Regions from separate parts of the Homo sapiens genome. Here region 1 is linked to region 2. A link is an interaction called in ENCODE POLR2A ChIA-PET data of the cell type or tissue named here. Cell type or tissue: B cell. All regions are shown on one strand. Links, peaks and the distances in the headings refer to the core of each region. The heading gives the core; the rest is flanking DNA.

Region 1 (4,383 bases), core at 167-4,166, 340 kb before region 2:
ATCACAGCAGTCAGATGAGAAACCCCGGGTCAGAGGGAGAGACAGACTTTGCAGAGCAGGTAAGTCGGCATCTGACTGAGACCACCGATTTGGAGATGTCCCCCCAAGACTGTTTATGCCTCTTAGAGAACCACAGTCCGAGTGGAAATGCAGGTGGAAGCTGGAGTCACGTATTTCATTGATGAAACCTGGCCCTGAGGGAGGCCCGGGAGCGAACCTGCCTTTTGCCGGTGCTCACGCTGGAGCTGGTTGCTCCACTTCCCGTTTCACAGATGAGGAAACAGAGACCGGAGGATGAATCTGTTTGCTCCAAGGTATCAGGGCTGATAAGTGCCAGGAGTGGGGCCAGGCCGTGGGGCCCAGGGTCTGTGCTCCCCAACCCTCCTCCCCCGGGGTTCCCAAGATGCTGCGCTGGGTGGGATGCAAAACATCCACCCGATTCTACAGCCTTCCTTGAACTGGGCATGCAGGTGGGACTGTGCTAGAACAAGAGCTCCAGCTGCCTGGAATTCTTTCTGGAATGAGGTAAGATGTATATATGCGTCTATATCTAAGCCATGAAATCATCTGCTCAGTGGACCTGCTAACTCCACAAATATTTTCAAAATGCCATCAAGAACCAGGAAGATTGCCAAAGATAAAGGGAGCCTGCTCCATTAACATAATGGAAAGCAATCCACCCCCGCATCAGTGGAGTTCATAGAACAATGTGTGGCCCACGGTGGGGGTGTGGGTCCCCAGGGCCTGGGCAGTCCTGGCCCGCGCTGGGCGTTCAGCACGTTTGCAGCTGTGATTGGGCCGAGGCCATGGGAAGGTGGAAGACATCAGACCCAAACAAAGGTGCTCCCTGGAACAGACCAGGGCCCTGTGGGGAAGGGCTGACTGGTGGCCGGCTGGCCCTTCAGTGCCTTCACAGACTAAGCCCACATCAGGCGAGGTCCTCAGTGCATGGGAAGCTTCTGGTTGGAATAATTTTAATGTTTGTGCCTCTGGCTCAAATACTCCATAGGTTAACAAAAAAAGTTGTATCAAAATTAAATGTTCACGGCCGGGCACGGTGGCTCACGCCTGTAATCCCAGCACTTCGGGAGGCCGAAGTGGGTGGATCACCTGAGGTCAGGAGTTCAAGACCAGTCTGGCCAACATGGCAAAACCCCGTTTCTACTAAAAATACAAAAATTAGCTGGGCATGGTGGCACATGCCTGTAATCCCAGCTACTTGGGAGGCTGAGAGAGGAGAATCGCTTGAACCCAGGAGGTGGAGGTTGCAGTGAGTCAAGATGGTGCCACTGCACTCCAGCCTGGGCAACAGAGTGAGACTCCGTCACAAAAAAAAAAAAAAAAAAAAAATTACGTGTTCATGAATCTAATTGTATTTAAGCTGCAAAGACTTGGGGTGTCTCTGGGTTCTGAGATGAGAGATTATCTGGGGGAGACTTGGGGGCCGACAGAGGCCTTTGCAGTCAGAGCCCGAGCCCAGGATGTTATAAAACTCAGATGTTATAAAACTAGATGTTAAAAAATTATTTACTGTGGGGTGCGGTGGCTCACGCCTGTAATCCCAGCACTTTGGGAGGCTGAGGTAGGCGGATCACCTGAGGTCAGGAGTTGGAGACCAGCCTGACCAACAGGGAGAAACCCCACCTCTCCTAAAAATACAAAATTAGCCGGGCATGGTGGCGCATGCCTGTAATCCCAGCTACTCGGGAGGAACACGCCTGTAATCCCAGCTACTTGGGAGGCTGAGGCAAGAGAACGGCTTGAACCTGGGAGGTGGAGGTTGCGGTGAGCCGAGATCGTGCCACTGCACTCCAGCCTGGGTAACAAAAGCAAAACTCCATCTCAAAAAAAAAAAAATTATTTACCGTGGCCTCTATCTGCGCAGCCATCCCATAAAGGTTGGTGCCATAATTTCCTCGTTACAGATGAGGAAATCGAGGCTCAGGCAGGTTGAGAAACTTACCCAAGACCATACCCCTAATAAATGGGGCAGCTGGGCCACCGAGCATGGCCAGACCACAGCAAGCAACCCAGCCGAACACCCAGGTATAAGTGCATACAGAGCTACCACAACCACGTCACCAACGTGGCCACAGAGCTACCACAACCACGTCACCAACGTGGCCACATGGGGTTATGCAAACCACCTTTTGCTTATCTAAAAAATTCTCTCCAGGGTAGAGCAGACGGAGGCAGTAAGGACCCCAGATTCTCATCAAGTCTATTAGTGCCATGCTAAGGTGGGAGGCAGAACCAGGACCCCTCGTTTCCATCCACCACTAAGAGTTAAGAGCCTATTTCTCCCTGCAGGGAAGCACAGCCTCAATGAGAGAAGAAAAGCCACCTGAGTTTCTTTTTCCTTTTTTTTTTTTTTTGAAACAAGGTGTTGCTCTGTCACCCAGGCTGGAGTGCAGTGGTGTAATCATGGCTCACTGCAGCCATGACTTCCTGGGCTCAAGCGATCCTCCCGCCTCAGCCTCCCAAAGTGCTGGGAGTACAGGTGTGAGCTACTGCACCTGACTCAGATTTCTTTTGTGTAAAATAACAAATGACTAGAACAAAGATGCTAGGGAGTCTTCTTTGAAACAATCCTGTGTGTGCTTGTAAAAGATGACAGGTTTCAGCTGGGCGCGGTGGCTCACGCCTGTAATCCCAGCACTTTGGGAGGCCGAGGCAGGCGGATCATGAGGTCAGGAGATCGAGACCATCCTGGCTAACACGGTGAAACCCCGTCTCTACTAAAAAATACAAAAAAATAAGCTGGGCGTGGTGGCGGGCACCTGTAGTCCCAGCTACTCGGGAGGCTGAGGCAGGAGAATGGCGTGAACCTGGGAGGCGGAGTTTGCAGTGAGCCGAGATTGCGCCATTGCACTCCAGCCTGGGCGACAGAGTGACTCCATCTCAAAAAAAAAAAAAAAAAAATTTGAAAACTTTTTATTTTTATGCAAACCATCTCCAACTTTTGAGAGAAACATTACGGTAACATTAAAATATAACTTTGAAAGGATTTGGGCCAGACATGGTGGCTCATGCCTGTAATCCAGCACTTTGGGAGGCCGAGGCGGGCGGATCCCAAGGTCAGGAGATCGAAACCATCCTGGCTAACACGGTGAAACCCCGTCTCTACTAAAAATCTAAAAAATTAGCCAGGCCTGGTGGCGGGCGCCTGTAGTCCCAGTTATTCGGGAGGCTGAGACAGGAGAATGATGTGAACCCGGGAGGTGGAGCTTGCAGTGAGCCGAGATCGCGCCACTGCACTCCAGCCTGGACGACAGAGCGAGACTCCGTCTCAAAAAAAAAAAAAAAAAAAAAAGATGACAGGTTTCATTTGGAAGAGGGATGTCTGTGGGACATTTGCTGCCTGCAGCTCCTCCAGCAGCTTCAAGAGGAAGGTCGTCCCACACTGCAGGGAGGTGGGTGGTGGACAGAGGTTACCAGGCAGCCTCAGCCTCCATCTGCTTGGGAGCGTCAGCCTAGCCCGACAAGGGGTTTGGTGGGAGGTCAGATCCTGACCAACCTGTGGCTACTGGCGCTGGGTGTCTTGCCCCTGTGACCTCACTTCCTCACCTGCAGGACAGAGATGACTCCTGCTCAATCTCACGCATGGCGTTACCTCGAATAACAAGTCAGGTGGCAGACACACACAGGCATGATCATCAGTGACAATGGCAGTGAGGCCACCAGGGCCCCCTGGCCAGGCTTGGCCCAAGGCTGCCCTGCCTTTGACTCTCTTAGCCTTGGGGTCAGGACAGGGATGGCTCTGGGGGAGCCCATGCTCTCTGCATGGGAAGGGGTACGACTCCCCTTTTCACCCCACCCCCAGAGGAAGACCTCACACATCTTGATGAGGCCATAGCATTTGGCTACATTGGGCCCAACCCCCGCACGTGGCCGCTGCTTAAACGCTGACTGTGAGTGAAGCCATCTCTGATCTCTCCCGCCTCCAGGGGTTTCCTGCTTCCCAGGTCTCAGGCTGAGTGCTCTCAGAAGCACCAGGGCCAGGGCAGACAGGGGGACGCAGCACACCCATTCCTGGCAGACCCACGAACTAGCAACAGCCCAAAGCAGGCACCCTGCAGCAACTTTCAAATCAGCGCCGCCCCCCACCCACTGCCAACACTCCTGGAAGGCACAGGCACCCGGCCACACACCCATGACATCCCTAACAGTTTTTTTTTTTTTTTTGAGATGGAGTCTCGCTCTGTCGCCCAGGCTGGAGTGCAGTGGCGCGATCTCGGCTCACTGCAATCTCTGCCTCCTGGGTTCATGCCATTCTCCTGCCTCAGCCTCCTAAGTAGATGGGACTACAGGCGCCCGCCACCACGCCCAGCTAATTTTTTGTATTTTTAGTAATTTTTTTGTATTTAGTAATTTTTGTATTTT
Region 2 (4,383 bases), core at 172-4,171:
TTTGTACTTCCGCGTCACCCCTCCTCAGCCCTCTGAACTCTGCGCTTGGACTTGGTGTGACTTCCCTTCCCCGCCTATTCTCTAGAGGCAGTCTCTTGGTGACTCCTGGTTTGGGTCAGGGCACGCCTTAGGTCTCTGGATGGCTACCAACCCCAGGTTCCCTCAGCTCTAGCCCCATAAGAGAGGAGGCCTCAGGAGCGCCTAGGGCAGCCCTTTCAGCCTGGGCTGTGGGAAGGGAAGGTGGACAGAGAGGAGACCCCATGCCTTTGTTCCCTGTTGATGCAGAAGCATTCTAGGCTCTGTCCCTTATTCCTGCTGTGGGCTGAAGCTTCAGGCAAGGTGCTCTACAAACTTCAGTTGCCTCATCTATCAAACAGTAACGTTTAACATTCCAGAGACAGAAGTTGATCTTTGGGACTTTTTTTGATTTTAAGATCTAGGCTGGCTGGGGCGGTGGCTCATGCCTGTAATCCCAGCACTTTGAGAGGCCGAGACCGGTGGATCACGAGATCATCAGGAGATGAGACCATCCTGGCTAACATGGTAAAACCCAGTCTCTACTAAAAATAGAAAAAATTAGCCGGGCACGGTGGCAGGTGCCTGTAATCCCAGCTACTTGGGAGGCTGAGGCAGGAGAATCGATTGAATCTGGGAGGCAGAGACTCCATCTGAAAAAAAAAAAAAAAGATCTAGGCTTCTGGCTGGGTGCTATGTCCCACGCCTGTAATCCCAGCACTTTGGGAGGGCAAGGCAGGTGGATCACTTGAGGTCAGGAGTTCAAGACCAGCCTAGCCAACACGGCGAAACTCTCTTTCTACTAAAAATACAAAAAAATTAGCCAGGCACGGTGGCAACATGCCTGTAGTTCCAGCTACTCGAGAGGCTGAGGCATGAGAATCGCTTGAACCTGGGAGGTGGAGGCTGCAGTGAGTTAAGATCTTGCCACTGCACTCCAGCCTCAGTGATGAGTGAGACCCTGTCTTTTTTTTTATGAGACAAGGTCTCACTCTGTTGCCCAGGCTGAAGTACAGTGGTGCGATCTCAGCTCACTGCAGCCTCTGCCTCCCAGCTTCAAGCGATTCTCCTGCCTTAGCCTCTCGAGTAGCTGGGATGACAGGCATGAGCCATCGCGCCAGGCCAAGACTGTCTCAAAAAAAAAAAAAAAAAAATCTAGGCTTCCTTATTAATATCTGAACAAATAATTACATATTTGCTTCTTTCCAAATTTGGCAGCAACTAAACTTAAAAATTTTTTTAAGTACATTTGCTTTTGCAGTTAGCCTGGCCTCCAGAGCTCTTGGACTGCAGCACCCATAATGATGGCCAAAGCCGCCCCCACGGCGACTCCTCCTGCTGAAGCAAAGTCAGGCAGAACAATAAGGTATGTGTTGAATATGAGGATGTCTTACATAAAACATGTTACCTTGTGGAATGCTTGAAAATAAACGAGTTCATCTCTGTAAATTTTAGTACATTTTCTTCCTGAAGCTCTTTCTTAGGAAACAGTTTCTTCTTATATCACTTGTTAACTGGGCTTTACTCATCCATGTAGAACCAGATTTTATTCTTCTTTAAAAGATGGGGCTGGGCGTGGTGGCTCACGCCTGTAATCCCAGCACTTTCGGAGGCCGAGGTGGTTGGATCTGGATTACCTGAGGTCAGGAGTTGGAGACCGGCCTGGCCAACATGGTGAAACCTCATCTCTACTAAAAATACGAAAATTAGCTGGGTGTGGTGGCAGGCGCCTGTAATCCCAGCTACTCAGGAGGGAGACTGAGGCAGGAGAATCGCTTGAACCCGGGAGGTGGCGGTTGTGGTGAGCCGAGGTCGCGCCACTGCACTCCAGCCTGGGCAACAGAGTGAGACTCCGTCTCAAAAAAAAAAAAAAAAAAAAAAAAAAAAATGCTGGGCACCGTGGCTCACGCCTGTAATCCCAGCACTCTGGGAGGCCGAGGGTGGGTGGATCATCTGAGGTCAGGAGTTGGGAGACTATCCTGGCCAACATGGTGAAACCTCCTCTCTACTAAAAATACGAAAATTAGCTGGGTGTGGTGGCAGGCGCCTGTAACCCCAGCTACTTGGGAGGCTGAGGCAGGAGAATCGCTTGAACCCAGGAGGTGTTGGTTGAAGTGGGCCGAGATCGCATCGCGTCACTGCACTCCAGCCTGCGCGACAGAGTGAGACTCCACCTCAAAAAAAAAAAAAAGGGTGGGCGGATCACCTGAGGTCTGGAGATTGAGACCAGCCTGACCAACATGGAGAAACCCCGTCTCTATAAAAATACAAAATTAGCCAGGCGTGGTGGCACATGCCTGTAATCCCAGCTACTCTGGAGGCCGACCGAGGCAGGAGAATGGCTTGAACCCGGGAGGTGGAGTTTGCTGTGAGCTGAGATCGCGCCATCGTACTCCAGCCTGGGCAACAAGAGCAAAACTCCGTCTCAAAAAAAAAAAAAAGAAAAGAAGATGGAAAGTTCATTCCTTTTTTTTTTTTCTTTTCTTGAGACAGAGTTTTGCTTGTTGCCCAGGCTGGACTGCAATGGCTCGATCTCGGCTCACCACAACCTTCACCTCCCGGGGTTCAAGCGATTCTCCTGCCTCAGCCTCCCAAGTAGCTGGGATTATAGGCATGTGCCACCACGCCCGGCTAATTTTGTATTTTTAGTAGAGACGGGGTTTCTCCATGTTGGTCAGGGTGGTTTCAAACTCCCGACCTGAGGTGATCCACCTGTCTCGGCCTCTCAGGGTGCTGGGATTACAGGCGTGAGCCAACACGCCTGGCGGAAAGTCCGTTTCTACTAGCAAGAAACCTGTACAGGAATTTGAGCATGACTAAATAATCATGTATTCCTCAGCGTTTCTTTAGATTGTTGGGTGTGGGACTTTGGGCAGGTGTTTAAGGACCTGGAAGGGACAGCCTATGTCCTCTCCACGTGACGGGAATCCCCACGGCCCTGGGCAGTGCATTCCGAGTTCGCCAACGTGGCAACTTAAAACAACAAATGCTTATCTCACTCTGTTTCTGAGGGTCAGGAATCTGGGAGTGGCTCGACTGGACCGTTTAGTCTCTTGGACTGGACAAGCTTGCAGTCCGACTAACTGATGGCCAGGGTGTGGCCAGTTGGGAGGGGGCAGGTAGCAGGGGAGTGGGGAGCGGCCAGGGAATGCTGGAGAGTCCGAGGGGGAGTGCTGCTGAGGACTAATAAAGTCTGTGGTAAAAGCATGACTGGCTGCTGAGAGAATGGACTCTAGAGAGGCCAGAGGTGGGAATGTGAGGCCAGGGAGGAGGGAGGCTTTTGCAGCAGTGCCAGAAGGTAAGGATCCTGGCAGGACCGAGGCATGGGGCTGGTTCTCCCAGAGGATCCAGTAAAGCCTGGGGTGTCTTGGTGCCCACTCTGGGCTGCGTTCTCTGATCTGCAGCGCCAGGAAGAGAGAAGCCAGCAGAGGCCAGCATGTGGCTGCTGGTGGCCCAGCTGCTGAGGGCGATGAGGGTGAGTCTCCAGACCGGCCTCTGAAACGCCAGGACAGGGCCGCAGACACCAGGCTCAGTGTGGACATGGAGCAGGAGGAGGGCTTTCTTTTTGTTGTAACTTAAAGGGCTGGTTTGACAAGGAACAGGTGGTCATTTCATTTTTTTTTTTTTTTGAGATGGAGTCTTGCTCTATTGCCCAGGCTGGAGTGCAGTGGCTCAATCTCGGCTCACTGCAAGCTCCGTCTCCCGGGTCACGCCATTCTCATCTCAGCCTCCCGAGTAGCTGGGGCTACAGGCGCCTGCCAGCACGCCCGGCTAATTTTTTTCTATTTTTAGTAGAGATGGGGTTTCACCGTGTTAGCCAGGATGGTCTCGATCTCCTGACCTCCTGATCCACCCGCCTCTGCCTCCCAAAGTCCTGGGATTACAGGCGTGAGCCACCGTACCCAGCTACAGGTAGTCATTTCTACATAAAATCCGAACCCCGGCTGGCCCACTTCAGACCTCCTCACCTCGCGGACCCATGGACAAACAGAACCACATGAGTGGACTTGGGCTGGTGCTGGGATTTTCCTGGGGTGCTTTCAGCAGCCTTCCAGAGACCAGCATGCCTTTCTGGTTTCTGGAACGCTCAGTGAGCTTTGGCTGGGGAGCACAAGGGCTGATCAGGTTAAGTTCAAGATTATCTGGAGATGGACAGGTACTTTTGCTTTATACACACCTTGAAACCTTGAACGAAAGCATGCAGTTTGGGTTTACCATCCCCGTCCCTGCTGTGTATTTTTTTTTTTTTTTTTTGAGACGGAATTTTGCTCTGTCATGCAGGCTGGAGTGCAGTGGCGCGATCTCGGCTCACTGCAACCTCCGCCTCGCGAGTTGAAGCAATTCTCCAACCTCAGCCTCCCAAGTAGC

What was found. ChIA-PET counts read pairs that join two places held together with the same protein. Peaks named below come from ENCODE experiments on the same cell type or tissue, not always from the same donor. Only the 100,000 strongest peaks of a DNase experiment are listed, where the experiment ranks them.
Region 1: POLR2A ChIA-PET joins it to region 2 with 14 read pairs; 1 of 35 experiments calls an interaction of 5 or more read pairs at or near these places.

What each region holds. Positions count from the first base shown.
Region 1 is chr16:89,839,176-89,843,558 of GRCh38, reverse strand. All of the region lies in intron 1 of SPIRE2 (spire type actin nucleation factor 2), which reads right to left. Among named protein-coding and RNA genes, the nearest start is that of SPIRE2, 13 kb to the right of the region's middle. In B cell, for the core only: no CTCF peak of the experiment used is centred there; a DNase peak (open chromatin) is centred at 2,108.
Region 2 is chr16:89,501,205-89,505,587 of GRCh38, reverse strand. LOC101927863 (a long non-coding RNA gene) reads left to right here. Exons shown (of 5, transcript NR_188547.1): 3 at 435-543; 4 at 1,277-1,381. Among named protein-coding and RNA genes, the nearest start is that of SPG7, 5.0 kb to the left of the region's middle. In B cell, for the core only: no CTCF peak of the experiment used is centred there; no DNase peak of the experiment used is centred there; H3K27ac peaks cover 367 bases.